Linked DNA regions of Homo sapiens: region 1 is linked to region 2. Evidence: chromatin contacts called from ENCODE Hi-C data. All regions are on one chromosome and are shown on one strand. The core of a region is the stretch at or near the end of the contact, and the rest is flanking DNA. Distances in the headings are between cores, read along the strand shown.

Region 1 (4,807 bases), core at 1,205-3,704, 190 kb before region 2:
CTGGCAAACTCTTCCATTATGTCTAAATGACATTAAGAATATTATTTAATGTGGTTCACCTGAAAGTTTGTAGCTTACCTTTAATTTGGCCCTCACATTTCCCAGGGGCTTTCTGCAGAGCTTAGGTTTTAACTCAAGAGCTGAACCTTATTAAAAGGCTAGACCACACCCTTAGGTGATGGGAACCGAAGCCAGGTGAGAATCCTTACTCCACACTGACTGTGTGACCCTAGGTAGATTACATAACCCAGCTGAGCTCCAGCAACCTCGTTATAAGATGGGGATAAGAAGAGTACATTATTTGTGTTACTATGAGGATTAAATACAGTAATAGATGGGAAACAGAACAATACCCAGCACATAATAAGGACTTAATACATTTAACTATTGTAACCTTCACAAGCTCAGGTTTACATCCAATTGAGAATGTGAATATGAGGCGCACATTGGGCAGAATTATGTGGTAGGATTTGTGGCTTCCACCTGAAATGCAATCAGAATAAGCTGACTCATCTACCATCAGATTTTCCAAAAGAAGTCTGTGTTGCTCAATCTAAAAAGAATATCTGAAAATAAATTGACCTTCAGTCATGAATCCCTGCTCTCCCCACCATCTCCTACTCAATTACTGTTCATGGGATACTGTTGAGCAGAGCACATCTACCTGCCTGATGCCCACTGAGCAGGAGGTATGGAAGCATACAGTACACATGTTGGTCAGCTGCAGGTGGATGATGTCAGCTCAGGGTGGCAAGGAGGCAATGAAGTTTTGGGCCATGATTGAATTAATTTGATTGAGTTCATTGATTATTTGGTCAATTTCGGTCTATAAAATACTCTTTCCCCCCTCAATATCAGGATATTGTGGATGGTGTGGGGTTTTCTTCTTATTTACTCATGTAAGTGCCTCGGATCTCTACTTTATCTGTTAATATTAATTCACAAAGGCATGCTCATAGCTTTGTAGAATAATGAACTTGGCACCCATTGTCTACAAATATAAACATAAAATAGATGGTAGCTCCGAGATGCTTCCACTTGATAAAAGTGAACGTAAATGTAGCACTATCTTGAATAAGCCACTTAAAAATTGTGATCAATAATATCCTCTCTTTGGTCAAGGTTTATTTGTGGCTGCCAGGCATTATACCTCACATGTAGGAGACTTAAAAAATGCATGCACACCGAAAAGGACGATTAACATTGCTGTCATTAAGTTGTACCTACACTTTCAATATGAACTTGGCTTTTCAGCCATGTATTTATCACCTAGGAAAGTATGTTTGGGATTCTAGAAGTTGCGCTAAAAAAAATTGAAATCTGTTTTAAGGAATATCTCCCATTTCTAAATTTCTTGGTGAAATAAATTATAAGCAACCACATATTGAGTAACATTAATAACAAAAATAATAAAATAAAACAATGACAAAATAATAAAAATCTCATCTACAAATCTCATCTCATTCCCTTTCTCTTCCAAACTTTATTTTTACAAAATAAAAATGACTATTTGGGAAATTAGCCTTAATGATGAATAAATCACTTAATCAAACAAGAAAATTGCTCTTACATCTCAGAACATACAAGAAGGCAAATTGTACCTCCCAACTCCAAATGAATGTGATTGATAAGGGGCTCTGTGGAAACCAAAAGTGACCCTGTCAATTCCAAGGTCAGTGGGATAACTTACAGGACAATTTATTTTAGCCTTAAACACTAACTTCTTCCTCTTTGACTTTACACCTATCTAAATTCAGATGGCCTTCCTTCTTTTTCTCAGTTCTCCTTCTGCTCAAAATAGCACATATAAAAGAAAGTCACTTCTAGACCATCAAATGAAGGCAATCTCTGGTTAAAAAAAAACAACCAAACAAAAACCAAGAAAGGAAACAGAGATGTGTTTATGTGTGTGTGTGTGTGTGTGTGTGTGTGTGCGTATATATTTGCTTCAGAAGGAAATGTCATATTATTTGCATTTAGACTACAGAAATAACACTTTTCTGAAATCGAAACTGCTAGACACCTTGCCCCCTGAGTAGAAGCTCTCAGCTGCAGATAATGTAGACAATGGATCTTAGAAAATGGAATCAAGTTCTAATTTCTAGTGAATCCACACTTTTCTACCTAGAAAACAAACAAGAAAAGTATTAAAAACAAAACTGGGTTCTCTTGCTTTCTTATACTTTTGGAAGAAAAAACACCCCTGCCTGTGGCCATCTTGGAGAGGTTGAATTTAGTCTCCATTTCTTCCCCCACTATGTCCTGGGCAATGAAACCCTTTCTTGGCAGCATTCGATCTCCCAGGCACAAAGTGTTCATTGCCCCTTCCCTAAGAAAACACTCAATTCTATTCTCTGGGTTTCTACAGTTAGCAAAGAGCTAACTGCCTATGATATTTGGCATGCCCCAAACAGTTTCACAATAAATTTTTGCTTTCATAAGTCTGTTTTACTATAAAAAGAGCACTAGTCAGCACATGTGGTGCCCTGGCCTATCACCAAAACCCCATACAAAGTATATGACTTTGGTGGCATTTAGTCTATGAACAGCAAAACACTTTATTAATAAAGCAATATGTTGTAAGTACAGAGACCAAAGGCCTGAGTGTTGTGAGGATCTGTAAAAATGCAGAACCCTGAGAATATTGAGACAACTGACCATCATTTAAAGATATATGTGAATATGAACATATTCTTTTTTTCTTTTTTATTGTTATAGAGACAGGGTCTTGCTATGTCGTCCAGGCTGGACTACAGTGGCACCATCATAGTTCACTGCAGCCTCTACCTCCTGGGCTCAAGCAATCCTCCCACCTCAGCCTTCTGAGTAGCAGGGACTAGAGACATGTGCCACAATGCCCACCTAATTTTAAAAAATGTTTTGCAAAGATGGGGTGTAGCTATTTTGCCCAGGCTGCTCTTGAACTCCTGGCCTCAAGTGATTCTCCAGCCTCAGCCTCCCCAAGTGCTGGGATTACAGGCATGAGCCACTGTGCCTGGCAGGACATATTTCTTAATGTAACATGTTAATACTTATTTAGCCATGTTATTGTGGGAAAATGAACACCAATTAATGTCCTCAGTAGAGAAGGGCAATCAGCTTCTTGTTTATCCATATACATATAACTATGATGCTGCAAGGACTAAATAAAGGCCTAATAACCACATAAGCCATAGAAATTCATGGGGCAGCATCCAGTAGGAAAAGGAACTCTCACTTGAGAGTTGAGAATAATAGGGTTTGAGTTCCCAAGCTGCCATGCCAACCAAGTATAAAACACGATGGTTGAACTACTTCCAGAAAGTTCCTTCCAGAAAGAATTTTTTTTTATTCTACAAGCAATTCTGTGTCACCTTCTATTGAGAAAGCAAATTACCCAATTATCCAATGAAAGAGTCCATCTTGACTTTTATTCATTACTTAGCTACTTTCAATATGCTCAAATATGCTTATAATTCAGGTCTTATCTTTCATAAGGGAGCCAGTTCTAGCACCTCTTATGCTTCTAAATCTTAGTAGGGCAGATTCCAAAGCAACATTTATAGTTTCATTTTAGAGCAAAATTTTCTATGTCCATTTATGTGTCCATATTACTGAGAGAGCATCTACGGAGCCTTCATTATATTTCATAAGGGGCCTTTGGCTTAAGAAAGGTCAAGAATCACTATCCTAGAGAAAGAAGAATGAATTGTGTGCTGTGCACATGCATAATCATCTTAAGGATTCCATAGTGAAAGACTGATTAGTGTAGGAAATGCACAAATACTAGACTATATTTTAAGTAAAAACGCTTTTCAAGGGAACGTAAGTGGAATCACCTTGAATTCATTTTGGAAGAGAACAACCAGATAGCAAATGTTTCAAAATGCATACAAGAAATCAAATGTGGCCTGGAAGTCTAGTAGGGAAATAAAAACCAGGCCTTCTGGAGGCATTTTCTTACTCTGAATTACCTTGCTTTATAAATTGAGGAAAATCACCATTTTGTATTCCCCTATGAAGGTTATAATCAGAGTTTTAGGTCTTAATATAAAAGTATTTTGTAAATACAAGGTATTAATAATATGTATTGATTGTCTGGTGGAAATCAACTCTTCATTTTTTCATTTTTCTAAACGAATTTGAGTTTGCTCCTCTAAAGCAGTTAGCTGTTTAGCGACTGTAAGATCCAGTTGGACTGATCTATTTTTAAACCCATAGTTTGCCTTGGGATGAAGCAGCACGCCACAGAGATATTCAATACTACAAAAACATACTTTCAGCAAGCACTCCAACAAGTCCCTAATAGCTACATTTGCAGTGTTCAGCTTTGGGGATGTCATTATTTATATGATAAATCCACAATGCTTTTTGGTGTAAGCAGTAGTTTGTGCCAAAAAAATAATTATCAAAATGGGCTCTACAATATACCCTCCCCCAGCTTTTTTGTTTTGGTAGATTAGCTGAGACCAGGTTTGGTTCACTCTGAAACAAAGAACTTTCAATTTGTCAAGCAACAGTTCCCATCTGGCCTATTCGCTTGCCAAGTCCCAGACCTGGGCTCATGTGTCCAAAATTTCAGCAGCAACTTAGACCATGTGTCTTTGCACTAAAAAAGAAAAGCAATTATTTCCATGGGTGACCAGATGATTTCCATATCCTCTACTGAACACAGACGTTCTACTGAGTACCACATCAGCAGTCGATGAATTTAGAGCTGATCTTAGTCCCTTGGTATCAGAAAAAAGAACATGGATTTCTTTGGCTTACGGAGTTTCTAAAATAGAAGATCACAAAGAAGTGGGTTAGGTCAACAGGAGACTTCCCT
Region 2 (4,722 bases), core at 852-3,351:
ATGCATCCTCCTATAAAGAAGTAGATGGGGACAGGTGCAGTGGCTCATGCCTGTAATTCCAGCACTTTGGGAGGCTGAGGCAGCTGGATCACCTGAGGTCAGGAGTTCAAGACCAGCCTGGTCAACATGGTGAAACCCTGTCTCTACTAAAACTACAAAAATTAGCCGGGCATGGTGGTGGGTGCCTGTAATCCCAGCTACTCTGGAGGCTGAGGCAGGTGAATCCCTTGAACCCGGGAGACGGGGGTTGCAGTGAGCTGAGATTGCACCAGTGCACTCCAAGACTCTGTCTCAAAAAGAAAAAAACCAGAAGAAGGTGGGAGTATTTTTAAAATTATTATTATTTTCAAAAATAGAGATGGGGGTCTCACTATGTTACCCAGGCTGGTCTTGAAACCATGGGCTGAAGTGATCCTTTTGCCTCGGCCTCCCAAAGTTCTAGGATTACAGGCATGAGCCACCACACCCAGCTGGTGGGAATATTTTAACTTGCATTCCATGGTGATTTAGAATGGCTTGTGTGCCCATAAATAAGTCATTGAACATCTCTGAGCCTCAGTTTCTTCATCTCTAAAACAGTAATAAATATAATCTGTACCTCAAGAGGTTGATGTAAGGATTAAACAAGATAAAGCATATAAAGTACTCAGTACACAGAACACAATTTTAAGAAATGTCAGCTAATATTCTGTTCTTCTCAGCCCTGGCAGTTATAGAATGGTGTAATTTTCTTTTTGTTCTTTCTACGCCTTTGCATGTCCCTTCATTTCTAGAGCATGTCTTCATAGTCTTGTAAATAGCTGCCTTATAGAGGGCATGTCTGGTGGCTACAGGTGGGTAAGGGTTTTCTTTCTCCTTCTGCATGGCTGATGTAATGAACATCTCTAAGGGGATATATGATTGAAGGGTGTGGGGAGTGTGTGTGTGTGTGTGTGTGTGTGTGTGTGTGTGAGAGAGAGAGAGAGAGAATGTGTGTATATGTGTAAGAATTCACATTGCGGAAAGAGAAATGTGCCACCCTCCTCACCAAGTTTCGCTCACAGGAAAACACGTTAATTGTTGAGTAGTCACATTGTGTGCACACTATCTCAAACCTGGCACACTGCAAAGAGCTGCTTTACAAGAAATATGACTTCATATCACAGTGTTAATCATTGACCTCCACCCTGGTAATAAGATCTTTTTTGGCCTTGTACAAGTAGAATCCACCTGAGACTTCCTCATCATCTATTCGCTAACAAATTGGCAGAAGTATTAGGAAATTTCACCTTGGCGTTTGGGTGAGTCTTTTCCATCAACATAGTTTATTTGGATTACAGGCTCTTCCTCAATTAAAACAATAAATCAGCCATTTTCATTTTCTTTTCACCTCTGGATATATGTTGTCCTTAATACTTTAAGTTGCAGTCAGAATGCTTGCTTGGTATGACGACATCATCCTGTCTTTCAGGTGTAGTTTCAGGGTCACACAGAACACTTGTGTCCGGAAGGTTGACTTCACAGCGCACCACAGACACATTCTGCTACTCAGGGGAGTGAGATCATGGGCTGGCATAAATTTATCACTCTTTTAAATGAACGGGGTTGAATTCTATCTACTAACCTTGATCAGGAGGCTAGTGATACTGGCTGTGTAAAACAAAACAAGACAAAATAAACAAGGGAAAACCACAGCGCATGTGGCCACTTTGTTCAGAAGGTGACACCACTGAATTTAGTCTGTGAAGGTCTTGTCACATGAAAGCCTAGAAATAGCTATGACCTAAACATGAGAGTAGAAGACAATCCGGTTAGAAATGAATGAACACATTCCATTGTGCTTGTATAGTGTTTAAAATCTATTTTGGGGCAAAAGGGGTATTGTAAATACTTTCCCTTGTTCATAACTATCATAACCCAAACTTTCTGGCTCTCAACATTTTCCAGTGACCCTGCATGCCTATAATTTTTTACACACCACCTGACCTGGCAAGAATTATGCTACCAGAGATGTGGATGCCCTGTGACCCCCACCCCCCAACCCCGAATCCCCAAGGCCAGCCAAGACTAGATTGGACCTTATGACTGATTCTAATCTGGATGTCTCAAGGGGCTGTCCTCGTCTCACTGCACAATTCCAAGGCCACTTGGTTCTGATGGCCCTTGGGAGATGCTGCCATATTAGGCCTGTGGAAATGGCCACATCATTCTAAAATTATTTTGGAAGTAGAGATTTAACATAACTTTTTGGATTAGCATTCAATTCCAAATTTGGGGCTGGGATTTAGGTAAAATTAATTTTAGGGACTTCTTATTGGGTTTGCGAAATGTTAATTCCAGCAAGTATTCCTTTATTCTTTAATACCGACTGGATCACAGACTGTGTCTTTTTTCCATTTGATTCTCTCTTTGGTAACAGTATTTCTAGGAAGACTTGGCTATCTGTATAGACAACTCCTGACTCTGAAGTGGTTGACTAGATAGGCTTATTACTGAATTCAGGTCAATTCGTGGCCGCCTCCTCTTTGACCGTAGCGGCTCTGGATGTCAATGAGAGGGTTAAAATGGGGCGAGCCTGAGGCCAGTTATGGAAAAGAGGAGGGAATAGGCATTTCCTGGATATACAGTTCCTAGTATCTCCACGAGGCCAAATATAATTTGTATCTAGAAACTTACCTTCTGCCTACCTTCACTACCTGAGAGAATTCCCTCCAGAGATAACGATGATCTTTTATTAGGCACCAGAGCGTGAAGATCTGGAGATGCTGAGACACAGCCTTAGAGGGTGTGCTTTCACAGGGAAAAGAAGCTCTATGATTCTTTAATCACAGAATTCCCTTTTAGCACTGTTCACTGAGACACTAGGTATGAGTGGCACCCCCCTCTTCCAAATGGATTTAGTTATAGAAGAAATAAAAGGACTTCCATATGGAAGAAATTAAAGGACCAGCCTGGGTAACATAGTGAGACCCTGCCTCTTTAAAAATAATAATAATAAAACAAGAACAAAGTGAAATAAATTCTAAAAAGTTTGGTTTGTTCTGAGTTTTTCTAGAAGAATCTATGAGACGACTGCAAAAATTGTTTCCCTTATCTATACAGATTAAATATATCCCCAGTTAAAATTGTACCGTTTTAAAAATTATTATTTTGAGAAGCTTCACTTCATCAAGTCTATTTTATTAAAATGATGCCCAAATTCTGCAGAGGCTTAGAAACCCATCAAATTTCATTTTTAAAAGTATGGCATGTAATGTATAGTATTTCAAATAATTTTCACATATTTTTTATAACAGAAAATGGGCAGAAGAGGCTCTGCCTCTTCCTTAATACACCCGAGGCTCAGAAAATACAACTAACCTAAGATCTCACCTTTGGCACATGACCAACATCCAGGTTGTCTGGCTCTGTGTTCAGTGCTATTTCCTATGAGCCTCTGCTCCCCACAAGACTTGGAAATGCCCTCTTGATTCTCAGGGTTTCCTTCATCGTCATCCTGGAGTAACAGAGGTGGGCTTATTTTATTTCATGAATGATAGTTTTATGTACATGACACATTTATTTTAGAGATGAGGGTCTTGCTATGTTGCCCAAGCTGGTCTCAAACTCCTGGCCTCAAGTGATCCTCCAGTCTCTGAAGTAGCTGGGAATACAGGCATGAGCCACCATGCCTAGCTCAAGAAGGGGGTTTATTTGTGTGGTTTTCTCACTGAAGAGGATGGTGCCTGTCTCAGTGTAGAATGACGGAAAAATAAACAGGCAGCAAACAATGTTCTCTTTTTAGCGCTCTCAAAGTCCACTCTAGTTATAACAGGCCAATAAAAGAGAAGACATTTGTCCAGCAGAAACATTTGCCAGTGAGGAACATTCCCTGTGAGATCCAGGTGTCTGCTTTGTTGGATGAATGGCAGATTTGGAAAGATCTTCTCTTCCAGATCCAAGCTATAGGCCATCTAGTGTAACCTTGGAGCCACGATGGCTGAGTTCAAACCCCACCTCTACTGTTTACTAGCTGCAGGCCTTTGAGCAAGTTCATAACTTCTCCATGCCTGCTTTCTTCAGCAGCAAAATGGGGACAATAATGATGATATCTGCCTCATAAGATGATTTAAAGGCTTAAATGAGTTAAATCTAAAGTGTTTAGAACAGGACTTGGCCATGTGCCCAATGAGAGTGGCTATTTTTATTTTCTTAACCAACGAATTCCTCAATTTCTTTATCTATAAAGTGAGAATGATAGAGCCTCTAACAAGAATCAAATTATATTCTGTTTTGGAAAGTTCTTTATAAATCATAAAATTCTCTGAGCATGTAACAAATGCCTGCTGTTAACTTGAAGAGAATATTGCAATGTCAGAACCATACCTAACCTCCTATTGCAAGTAATTTATTCTTTCTCATTAAATCGAGAAAGTAAGTCATTTATATTCAGATTGCTAGCCTGACTCCATTGGTAGCTTGTTATCCAGGAATCAAGGGGTTGGGGGTGTTGTCTAGCCAGGGGTGGGTGTTCACCCAAGGCCTAGTAGGCCTCCACCTCCCAGGGGAGGATCACAGAGATCATGCCTGCTGAGACGGGAGGCAAGTCCCAGCTGCGTGTGACTGTATCTGTGTATAGATCTGGAATCAGAGAGCCCTACTGGTCCCGCAGGATTACCTAGACAGAGCCAACAGGCAGCCTGGAGCCCTGAAAAGTGGGACAACTGTTTACTGTGTGGGTGGCTACTCAGGGGAGCCTATGGC

What was found. Hi-C counts contacts between places; a loop is a spot of excess contacts on that map. Pooled maps may share reads with other maps.
Region 1: a loop to region 2 is called in a map with no recorded cell type, with 7 times the contacts of the local background. The contact joins two enhancer-like sites. A Hi-C loop is called at or near these places in 4 of 37 single-sample maps with no recorded cell type and 2 of 50 pooled maps.

What each region holds. Positions count from the first base shown.
Region 1 is chr7:28,813,183-28,817,989 of GRCh38, reverse strand. All of the region lies in intron 9 of CREB5 (cAMP responsive element binding protein 5), which reads right to left. Among named protein-coding and RNA genes, the nearest start is that of TRIL, 140 kb to the left of the region's middle. RefSeq lists an enhancer at 2,031-2,210. Within about 2 kb of position 2,454, at least 3 of the 41 ENCODE cell types and tissues checked have a DNase peak (open chromatin) inside an H3K27ac peak, as active enhancers do.
Region 2 is chr7:28,618,489-28,623,210 of GRCh38, reverse strand. The region is part of intron 5 of CREB5 (cAMP responsive element binding protein 5); the gene reads right to left. Among named protein-coding and RNA genes, the nearest start is that of CREB5, 210 kb to the right of the region's middle. Within about 2 kb of position 2,101, at least 2 of the 41 ENCODE cell types and tissues checked have a DNase peak (open chromatin) inside an H3K27ac peak, as active enhancers do.